Linked DNA regions of Homo sapiens: region 1 is linked to region 2. The links are chromatin contacts, found by Hi-C or POLR2A ChIA-PET in ENCODE. All regions are on one chromosome and are shown on one strand. The core of a region is the stretch at or near the end of the contact, and the rest is flanking DNA. Distances in the headings are between cores, read along the strand shown. Region 1 holds the start of LINC02366 (long intergenic non-protein coding RNA 2366). Region 2 holds the start of STYK1 (serine/threonine/tyrosine kinase 1).

Region 1 (5,474 bases), core at 1,874-4,373, 76 kb after region 2:
ATTTGCTTGGTAGATCTTCCTCCGTTCCTTGATTTTGAGCCTATGTGTGTCTCTGCTTGTGAGATGGGTCTCCTGAATACAGCACACCGATGGGTCTTGACTCTATCCAATTTGCCAGTCTGTGTCTTTTAATTGGAGCATTTAGCTTTGTTCTGTTGCTGGCAAGGAGCTGTGATCCTTTGGAGGAGAAGAGGTGCTCTAGTTTTTAGAATTTTCAGCTTTTCTGCTCTGGTTTCTCCCCATCTTTGTGGTTTTATCTACCTTTGGTCTTTGATGATGGTGACCTACAGATGGAGTTTTGGTGTGGATGTGGTTTTTGTTGATGTTGATGCTACTCCTTTCTTTTTGTTAGTTTTCCTTCTAACAATCAGGTCCCTCAGCTGCAGATCTGTTGGAGTTTGCTGGAGGTCCACACCTGGGTATCAACAGTGGAGGCTGTAGAACAGCAAACATTGCAGAATAGCAAATATTGCTGCCTGATCCTTCCTCTGGAAGCTTCGTCTCAGAAGGGCACTCAACTGTATGAGGTGTCAGTCGGCCCCTACTGGGAGGTGTCTCCCAGTTAGGCTACACAGGGTCAGGGACCCACTTAAGGAGGCAGTCTGTCCATTCTCAGAGCTCAAACACTGTGTAGGGAGAACCACTGGTCTCTTCAGAGCTGTCAGACAGGGACGTTTAAGTCTGCAAAGTTTCTGCTGCCTTTTGTTCATCTATGCACTGCCCCTGGAGGTGGAGTCTACAGAGGCAGGCAAGCCTCGTTGAGCTGAGGTGGGCTCCGCCTAGTTCGAGCTTCCCAGCTGCTTTGTTTACCTACTCAAGCCTCAGCAATGGCGGACACCCCTCTACCAGCCAGGCTGCCGCCTTGCCATTCAATCTTGGACAGCTGTGCTAGCAGTGAGCAAGGCTCCGTGGCCGTGGGACCCACTGAGCCAGGCACGGGATATAATCTCCTGGTATGCCATTTGCTAGGACTGTTGGAAAAGCACAGTATTCGGGTGGCAATGTCCCGATTTTCCAGGTACAGTCTGTCACGGCTTCCCTTGGCTAGGAAAGGGAATTCCCTGACTCCTTGCACTTCCCACGTGAGGCAATGCCCCGCCCTGCTTCGGCTCACCCTCCATGGGCTGCACCCACTGTCCAACCAGTCCCAGTGAGATGAACCAGGTACCTCAGTTGGAAATGCAGAAATCACCTGTCTTCTGTGTCGATCATGCTAGGAGCTGCGGACTGGAGCTGTTCCTATTCAGCTATCTTTGGATAAAGTCTTGCTCTGTCACCCAGGCTGTAGTGCAGTGGCACAATCATGGCTCACTGCAGCCTCAGCCTCCTGGGCTCAAGCAGTCTTTCCACCTCAGCCTCCAAAAATGCTGGAATTACAGGCATGAGCCACCTTGCCTGGCCCTGCTTTATTATGTGAGGACTGTTTTCCAGGAAAAAAGTACTCGTCGCAAATGGTAACATATATCAGTGACTCCATCTTGGGTCGCACTGTGTCTCCTAGGCTGGAACGCAGCGTAATGATCATAGCTCACTGCAGCCGTGAACTCTTGGGCTCAAACAAATCATTTCACCTCAGCCTCCCATGTAGTTATGTCTACAAGCTTGTGCCATTGCACCTGGCTAGTTTTTAATTTTTTTGTAGAGACAGGGTCTCGCTATGTTGCCCAGGCTGGTCTCCAACTGGTCTCCTGGATTCACAGTGATCCACCTGCCTCAGCCTCCCAAAGTGTTGGGATTATAGGCTCCACCCAGCAAGGTACATTTAAAAAAAAATTTATTCTAAAAATAGTCAGACTGAGGTATAGATGGAAATATGAATTCAGAATATTATAATTTTGGCCTATCTTTAAATATTTGGAAAAACTGTTAAAATCTGTATCCCAAATTATGGTTTTATGAGTGTTATTACCATAGATACAGGGGGAAATGTGGACATGCCAAATGGTTTAGAATTTCATCCTGATCATCCAGGAAATGAATTATTTCTTTTTAACTTCTCAAAAAGACATTTAGCCAGTCATAACATATGTCTCCTGGGGTGTCTGTGTTTTTCAGTACATACTGCTTTGATAATCATCACCCTTGTTTATGTTTAGCTGCTTGACAGCTGTTGCCAGGCCATATTGAATTCTCTTTCTCAGAGGTTAGGAGCCAAAATTCACAGATATAAGTCAGTCTCTGATAGTCACTTAAGCTGAGGATGTGGGAATTCAGGAGCTGTCGGGTCTAGAGAGGAGAAAGTCAGCCAATAGAAAGAGGCAATAGTCCAAAGATATCAAGAAAACCATGGACTAGAGAATGTGGAAAGAAAAAAGTTTGAACAACTGTGTAATTCTTATAGTTTTCCAGTTGTTGATTCTAATCTCCTGTATCACTTAAAGAAACTTCTTGTTTTCTTTGAAATGACCCGTAATTACACTGAAAAGCCATCTTTTTCCTCCCTTTAACTCAATTTGAAGAGAATTCTGTTATTTCTAATTCAACACACCTTAACGTGACATTCAATGAAGAAATGTTCCTGCCCCATTTAAGCATTAGGGAAGAAAAGTCAGTGACCCTGATATAAACACTAAAATTGAAACTGCTGTAGCTATACAATCATTATTTAATAGTGGCTTAAAGAGTTACTAATATTATCCTGTGCTAAAGATGAATAGAATCTTTTAAGGCTTCTTTTCAGTTATGAAAAAAATGGCAAAATTTCTCCTTTCTATATCAGTGAGGAAGATGGTTAGGAAGAAAGGCCACTTTGTGTTAGTCAAACAGGCTTTCTTCAGAGCTGTCAGCGGGCTGTGATGAAAGAACCATGACACTGACCCTAGACTAAGGTTTGAATTCCGCCGAGGTCACTCACTACCTCAGTTACCTTGGATAATTTACTTGATTTCTCCCTTTCTAGTTCTTTTTCTGTAAAATGAGGAAGAGAATGGTAAAGTCTCCTTTGCATTACTGTGAGGATTGCCAAAGGTCTGGATCACAGTTGGTTCTCCCGTGGGAATCATTGCCATCACCGTCATTGCCTTGTGTACGGCCTTCACGCGTTTCGCCAGCTTCTGTGTCATTGGTGACATCATAAAATCAGGGAAAGGGAAATCTGTAAACACTGGCCGTTGAAGAATACGGTTTCTGAGAATTTCCACTCTGAATTCACATTCCGTTCAGTGTTATCGCCACCCTGTGGATTTCTTGGGTAATGAAACTCAGACCGGGAAATGAAAACGGGGATTTTCAGTAAATCGGTTCCAGTAAATCTCTGCTGCTCTTGTGGGCGCCCTCTTTTGAGCACCGGAGGAATGAGCACCGTTCTTCATTCTTTTGGTTTTGTAAAGTTGTAGAGCTGCGTTCATAAGTGAGATCATTAATTAATCTGCCCTTCTCCGTAGACCTTCCTCCTCCCCAATTTTCAATATAAAAACTGATTCCCAGGTAGCTTTAATTTCAAAACTGGTCAGTGGTAAATTTAGGAAGAGAATTTAAGGTCTCCTGACTTCCAATCAAACATAGTTCCCACTTGCCCAATTGGATAATAGATGTTTGTTTTTACAATTAGCTAATTATTTCTCAGTATTTACTTATTTTATAAGTAGTACATAATTAATCAATTGACCAACTGGCCTTATGGCACTGTGTTTACATGTGATCCTGCCCCTTTCTAGTCTATTTTCTGGAGGTTGTCAATCATCTTCCTTTAGAAGTATTTTCTGCCATTCTTTTTTGTGGAAGTATTGCGTGATTGTCCAAAGGCCTGTCCCTATTTGCGGAGACTCCTTGAGAATGTCCACCTTTGTGTATTTCTCCTACTTCCTGAAATATCCCTTCATTTCTCAGAAACTGTGCAAATCTTACTTCCTCTAAGCCCAATTTAAGTCCTGCTTGCTTCTGAGCCTTTCAGGCCATAGTAACTCTTGCTGTTCTTTCTGAGGCTCATATCATTGACATATATGAATTATTTTAATGTCTTAATTGGATTACTAAGAGCACTCCAATTCCCAACACATACATGATTAATACTTATTTCTGGATCCATCGTGGGCATCCCTGTTTTCTCTTCCCCTTTCTATCATATTTCTATCTTCCCAAACAAGCAGAAAAAAAAATCTATGGCCTATTTTAGGTAGTGGCAGATTATTGTGTTTTGTTTCTACAGGTGTTTACTTGTGGCAACCTGTTTCCTCACTGTGCATGTGTGTGCATCCTAAGTACGTGTGTGTTTAATTCCCCTATAACCTTCTGCTGGGAGGATTTTATCTATAAGTATTCCTTGGGATCTGTGTGGAAGTTGCTTTCCTCTACAGGAAAGGTTTTCCTTTGCATCTTACATGCAAACTGAAGGTATCACTTTAAAATAAATTTTCAGGTTGAAGTTTTGGGGACTAAATGTTGCAAACATGTTTGAAGGCTGGCTTATGGTTATGAATTCTTAATGGCAATGATTTTCCCTCTCTCCCCTCATTTCCGAGGTTGAAACCTTTAATACATTTGTTGTTCCCTTTTTGTTGGCTTGTTTGTTTGCTTGTAGCTCTCCATCACAACCAGGGTGTAGTTTTATTGTATCCGAGGTGCATGTGTGCTGGAGGAGTTTCTATGAATTAGTCTCCAATTTGACGAATGTTTGTTCATTAGTCCAACTTGAATGTGGACTTTGTGGCTGTCCTTTGTCCTCATGTGCTATATCAATGAAGGCTCAGATTATCCTTGATTTACATATACCCTTAGGACAGGACCAAATTTCAGGCTTTACTTCCCTCCTGGATTTTTGCTTTCTATTTATTTTTGTTAAATCTATGAACATTTCCTTTTATTTTTACCAGATCAGCCACGCATTTAACCGTATTTTTTCATGTTACAGCTAGAATCTTAAATTCTTTGAGTTGAGATCGTTGTCCTTGAAGTACACAGTGATCACTCATTGAAACTTTTAGATTAATTTTAGGATCAGTTTGTAAATTTCATGGAACAATTCTGTTACGATTTTAGATTAGAATTTCACTAAATTTGGAGGATTCCAGGGGAATTAATATCTTTACAATACTCTTGCTTCTCATTCTTGAAAATAACTTATCATTTCACTTATTTATGTCCTTATGCCCTTCAGTAATGTTTATGTTTTTTCCTTTGAATATCTTTTGCTGCTGTTTTGTAAACAGGTTTTTTTTTAACTTCCATTTTTTATTTGTCACTGTTGTATAACTAGCTAATACTTACATAGTACTTACTACGTGGCAGAAATCATTTTAAATCCTTTAGTAATCTTTTACCTGGTGAACTTGTTTATTGATTTAAATGGTCTGTCATTTGGTTTCTCTTGAATTTTCAATGAAGGCAACTATATTATCAATAGTCATTGACTCTTTTGTCAATTTCTTTTCAGTACCTGTGCTCTTTATATAATTATTCATTCTTTTTTTCTTATTATTTGTCTATTTGGTGCCTCTCTTTAATGATATTGTCCTGCACTGTGTGGGTTGTCACTC
Region 2 (5,495 bases), core at 801-3,300:
TCAATTAAAATGAGGTAATTAGGATGGACCCTAATCCAATAAGACTAGTGTCCTTATAAAAAGGGGAAATTCAGAGACATATATACAGGGAGAACACCATATAAACATCAAGACAGCCATCTACAAGCCAAAGAAAGAGGCCTGGAATAGATGCAGGCTTCATAACATGTTAGTTTTGGATAGCCAGCCTACTGAACTGTGAGAAAATCATTTCGTTGTTTAAGCCAGAGGTCACCAACACCCGGGGCGCCGACAGGTACGGGGTGCACAGCAGGAAATCAGAGGCAGGTGAGCCAGCAAAGCTTCATCTGCATTTACAGCCACTCCCCATCGCTGTCATTGCCTCCTGAGCTCCTCCTCCTGTCAGATAAGCCACGACATTAGATTTTCTTTCTTTTTCTTCCTCTTGTATTTTTGGTAGAGATGGGTTTCGCCAAGTTGCCCAGGCTGGTCTCAAACTCCTGAACTCAGGGCGATCCACCCACCAACTCCTCCTAAAGTGGTGTGATTACAGGTGTGAGCCACCGTGCCCACTAGCATTAGATTGTCATAGGAGCGTGAACCCTATTGTGAACTGCTCATGTGAGGGATATAGGTTGCGAACTCCTTATGAGACTCTAATGCCTGATGACGTAAGGTGGAACAGTTTCATTCTGAAACCATCTCCCGCCAACCTCATCGGCATCTGTGAAAAAAATTGTCTTCCACAAAATCAGTCCCTGGTGCCTGGTGCCAAAAGCCATGCAGTTTGTGGTACCTTGTTACAGCAGCCCTAGCAAACTCACACAGTAATGGAGGCACTGAACGAAAAAGTATATGATTTTCATTGAAGCAAATACTTCATGATGTCTCATTGAAAGACCTAGCTGCCCCCTAGCTAGCTGTCAGTGGAGATTCCGGTGCATTGAGGGGGAAAAACCAGGTAGACAGCACAGAGTTCTGTTTCCAGGTGTATTTCAGTTGAGCTGTGCTGCACATTACAGTAACTCGACTCCTTTATTGCCACTACTTCCCACCGAGTGGGAAGGAAGTGTGGTCTCATAGGTATAAGAAACTCCAATGTGGAGAGGACCCATTACAGAAGGAAGCAACAATCGCATAAATGAAAGAAAGAAAGGGGGGATGAAGGGTTGATAGAGAAAAATGAAAGAGGAAAAAAGACATTGAAAAGAAAACAGAGGCTAAAATGGTGAAACCCCGTCTCTACTAAAAATACAAAAAAATAAATAGCCGGCCGTGGTGGTGGGAGCCTGTAATCCCAGCTACTTGGGAGGCTGAGGCAGGAGAATCGCTTGAACCTGGGAGGCGGAGGTTGCAGTGAACCGAGATCGCGCCATTGCACTCCAGCCTGAGTGACAGAGCAAGACTCCCTCCCCCACTCCCCACCCCAAATAAAAAGAAGGAAAGAAAACAGAGATTCAGTCAACAAGGGATAGCACATCAGGCTGTACACTTTTAAAGCATGGTTATTGATATCTCATTTAAATATCGCAACAACCCTGGAAAGTAATTACCGTATTTATGCTTTGCAGATGAGGAAGCCGAAGCTGAAAGCAACGATTCCATGGTCTGAAAGGCTATGCAGTCCTCTGACAAGTAATTCCTGTAACCTCATTCTTTCCCTTCCCCCTCTCCTGATGGCCCCCTCTCCAGGAATAAACAGAGGTCCCCCATTCCTGGGTTTTCTCATGTTTCTCTCTGCACCAAATCTGCTGAGTCAGGTTTACTCCCTTATCATATAGAAACACAGAAGCCAAACCCCACAAGATGCTGGTTCCGAAGAAACACAGGTTAATTCACTTGGTGATTTCTGTTTGTTCACATAAACACCCGTTCCGCTCCCAGCCTCTTCCCTTTTTCTCCCTCCCCAACTGCAAAGTCCTCCCCCAGCTGCCTCGCTGCCATTCCCTTCCCACCTTCTTTACCCTCCCCGCCGCGCCCGCCCCCCATACCCCGTTCACTACCGTGTCCCTCCTCTGGTCACTCCGGTTTCCGATGGCACCGGCCCAGTCGGAGGGGAAATAATGACAGGGTTGGGTAGGGCAAGGTGTGCCAGCCTCAAGGAAATGCTTTTCAGTCCCTCCTTCCCACTGCGGGGCGTGGCTGCCGGCAAAGGATGGAGTTCGGGCGGGCTCCCGCGAAGGGAAGTCTGCGGGCTCCGAGGTTTCCGGGACTCGCCACACTCGAGCCACAGGAAACCTCTGCTGCAACTGTAAAGGCTGGACTTGTTGCTGATCTATACTCATTTCCTACTCTAGTGATTGCTAGATGTCAGGTATCACGGTGACTCCAGTCCAGGTGAAAACGGAGTCACGATACAGGGCAACAGCGCCACCTCACGGCCGGCCCCGTAGCAGCGGCCTCCATTGGCGCCTAAAAATGGTCAGGATTCACATTCAGGTGGATTATTCCGCGCCAGGAACATTCTCCACCTGAAGGCTTTGCCGGGGTGTTACAAGATAATACTGAAGGGACGGGAGTGGTGGCTTACGCCTGTAATCCCAGAACTTTGAGAGGCCAAGGCGGGTGGATCACCTGAGGTCAGCAGTTCGAGACCAGCCTGGCCAACGTGGCGAAACCCCGTCTCTACTAAAAATACAAAAATTAGGCGTGATGGCGGGCGCCTATAATCCCAGCTACTCAGGAGGCTGAAGCAGGAGAATCTCTTGAACCCAGGAGGCAGAGATCGCATAGAGCCGAGATTGTGCCACTGCATTGCAGCTTGGGCGACAGAGCAAGACTCCGTCTCAGAAAAAAAAAAAAAAAAAAGAAAAAAAAAAGTACTGACCACTGCGGAGACGTGGGGGAACCTATAAGGAATTAATGAGAATTAAAACCCCAAGATTACGTAATAGATCATTCATTTAGAGCCCGCGCGCGCGCGCGCGCGCACACACACACACACACACACACACACACATATATCCCATTATGTCCTGGGTTCTCCTCTGGGGAAACAGTGAACAAGGTAGTTATGTTACCCGTCCACATGGAAACTAAAATAATAGAAAATACTTAAGACAATAGATAGCTGAAGGAATTCTGTTAGATATTAACACCTAATACAAATTCAATTAAAGAAATAAGAGTCATAGGTAACTTGAATATGTGACCAATTTATTCAGCATTGAACGCATACCAAACACAAACTGACAGTCATTAGAGCAAAAAGAACTTGAGTCAATGTAATGTGGCATATTTAGAGATTGAGGTATGTCAGTTCTCTAGAGCTTTCTCTATTGGCATTTTCACTTCCTTCAGGGCTTTTTAAAAACAGGATGAATTGTACTTAATGCCACTGAACTGTTCATTTTTAAATGGCTAATGGTTGATTTTATGTTATGTGAATTTTACCTCAAAAGGGGAAAGGAAGACATCTCATCAGTTAGTTGTTCTTTAGATTCTTTATGTCATAAGTGATACATCAAATCCAAATGAACTGATTGGAACTTCATATTATGTAATTTTCTACTCTACCTCCCCAAGCATGCTCCTCCATGACAGATAAAGTGGTTTACTCATTTTTAAAATTTCTGCAATGTATTGCTAGATACTCATTCTGATGCACAGAATTTTGTCTAAAATCTAGTTACTATTATAGAAATAGAAGTTAAAAAAGAAACCAAAATACAATCCAGAAAGGGGAGGCAAAATTTTTCTCTCCAATTTTTTTGAGCAAATCACATAAATTATACATTAAAAACATTTTGAGTTAGAGAAAACACTGGAAATGATAATGCCCACACACAGAAACAACTAAGTACCAAATAGTCTGAGTTACACAGCAGACATTCACCAGGAGTTATATATGTATAGCTAGTCCCACACATTATACTCATTAATAAGATGGTTAGAATATCCATTATTTCTCTTTTTTCTTCAAGTTTTCATTCCCTTGTAATTTCAATTATTACCTCCATCTCAAATTTATAAGCCTCCAACTCATTGTCAACAATGCTTTGGCCCCAGTGTTTCTACCAGATCGTTATTTCTGCCTCATTATTAATTCCATAGGAATTTGTTGAATGCCCATTATCTCTCTGTCCAGATTAAGTACTGAACGGTAGTGGGAAGTCACACTGAAATATACACTGGAGATCTCTTCCTTCTCCAGTTTAGCCTACATGAATCCTAACTGCCAGATCCTGCGCTCCTCTAAACTGTTAAAGCCATCCATCCATGTGTTACTTAGTATATTCCCTCTTGTATGATTCTGCAGTTGTGAGGAAGGAATCTACTGGTTTAGTGGGGTGGAATCTATTTACGGAAGGCATGGAGGAATTCCTGGAAAGTCACTCATTATAAGAAAAAAGAAAATCAAAGCACAAAGGTATTTTCCACTAACAAGAATAGCTTGGGGTTCAGCGCTGGGTCTGCATCTCAATGTCCTTTGGCCAAGCCCGTATGCAATAACAGAGTCCTAGTGAGAGGGGACTCTCAAGTACAACTGGTAGAGTTATTTCACAGAAAAATACAACAGCAACAACAAAACCGTATGAGACCTTGTGTACACAAGGTAGCTTTGCTTTGGAACTGTTTTCAAGGGAATATAACACAAAAGCGGGGCAGGTGAATTCTTCCAACTTTATCTGGAAATGCAGTTCAACTTTCACAAAAGGGCAAGCAGTGGCTACCAGTAGGAGATAGCTCCACATGGGCCTGAGGCTTACCTGAAAGGCTTGCACTGGCACAGAGGATCAGAGTCACTCTGATGAAAATTATAAACAAAGTCAGCAGTAGAGTCACTGCTGCAGCAATGCCTGGCATGTAAATGGAGTTCCCAGGCATTTAGAGAACAATAGACATCACCAGAAGAAATCTAAGACAAGGAAAAGAGTGGATTCTATGTAGCCGCTAGGGTTTGGGATTGTGAAAATTTATGAGGTCCTCTACTATCTTGAGGATCTTCAGGGACAGTTGGGGAAAAGATCTTTTAAGAAACAACAGAGGTTCTGCAACCAACTAAAGGCGGCGACAGAGTATGGGAAATTACTATTCATATGACCTCATGTTTAACCCTGGTTGGTATACCCTAGAGAATATTGATCATTGGTAAGCTTCCATGTATATGTTGTTTCTTTTTACCTTATATATTAGTTTTCCATTGCTAACATAACACATTACCACACACTTAGTGGTCTAAACAACATAAATGTTTTATTTTACAGTTCTGTAAGTCAGAAGTCAACAAAATTCTATGTGGATTAAAATCAAGGTATTAGCAGGCCTGTATTCTTTTCTAGAGGTTCCTGGGAAGAATTTGTTTTCTTGCCTTTCCCAGCTTATAAAGGTCTCCCATATTCTTTGGTTGATAGCCTTTTTGATCCCCCCGTCTTCAGAGCCAACAGTGGCTGGTTGAGTCCTCTCACATCAGGTGTGTGTTTCTGTGACCCTTCTGTCATTGCTGTGTGTCCTGCTCTCTCTGACCACAGATCGGAAAGTTTCTCCACCTTTAAGGACTCACATGATGAGTAGATTGGGCCCACAGGATAATC

What was found. A loop is a pair of places that touch in the nucleus more often than their neighbours do. ChIA-PET counts read pairs that join two places held with the same protein, here RNA polymerase II (POLR2A). Pooled maps may share reads with other maps.
Region 1: a loop to region 2 is called in a map of PC-3, with 11 times the contacts of the local background. The contact joins the promoter of LINC02366 here to the promoter of STYK1 in region 2. A Hi-C loop is called at or near these places in 21 of 168 maps with a recorded cell type or tissue (CD8-positive, alpha-beta T cell, Caco-2, Calu3 and 15 more), 14 of 37 single-sample maps with no recorded cell type and 31 of 50 pooled maps. POLR2A ChIA-PET finds 5 or more read pairs at or near these places in 2 of 52 experiments (activated CD4-positive, alpha-beta T cell and activated T-cell).

The regions. Positions count from the first base shown.
Region 1 is chr12:10,747,111-10,752,584 of GRCh38, forward strand. It overlaps LINC02366 (long intergenic non-protein coding RNA 2366), which reads left to right and starts at 3,124. Exons shown (of 7, transcript NR_120463.1): 1 at 3,124-3,190. RefSeq lists a silencer at 3,135-3,184.
Region 2 is chr12:10,672,002-10,677,496 of GRCh38, forward strand. It overlaps STYK1 (serine/threonine/tyrosine kinase 1), which reads right to left and starts at 2,051. Exons shown (of 11, transcript NM_018423.3): 1 at 1,965-2,051.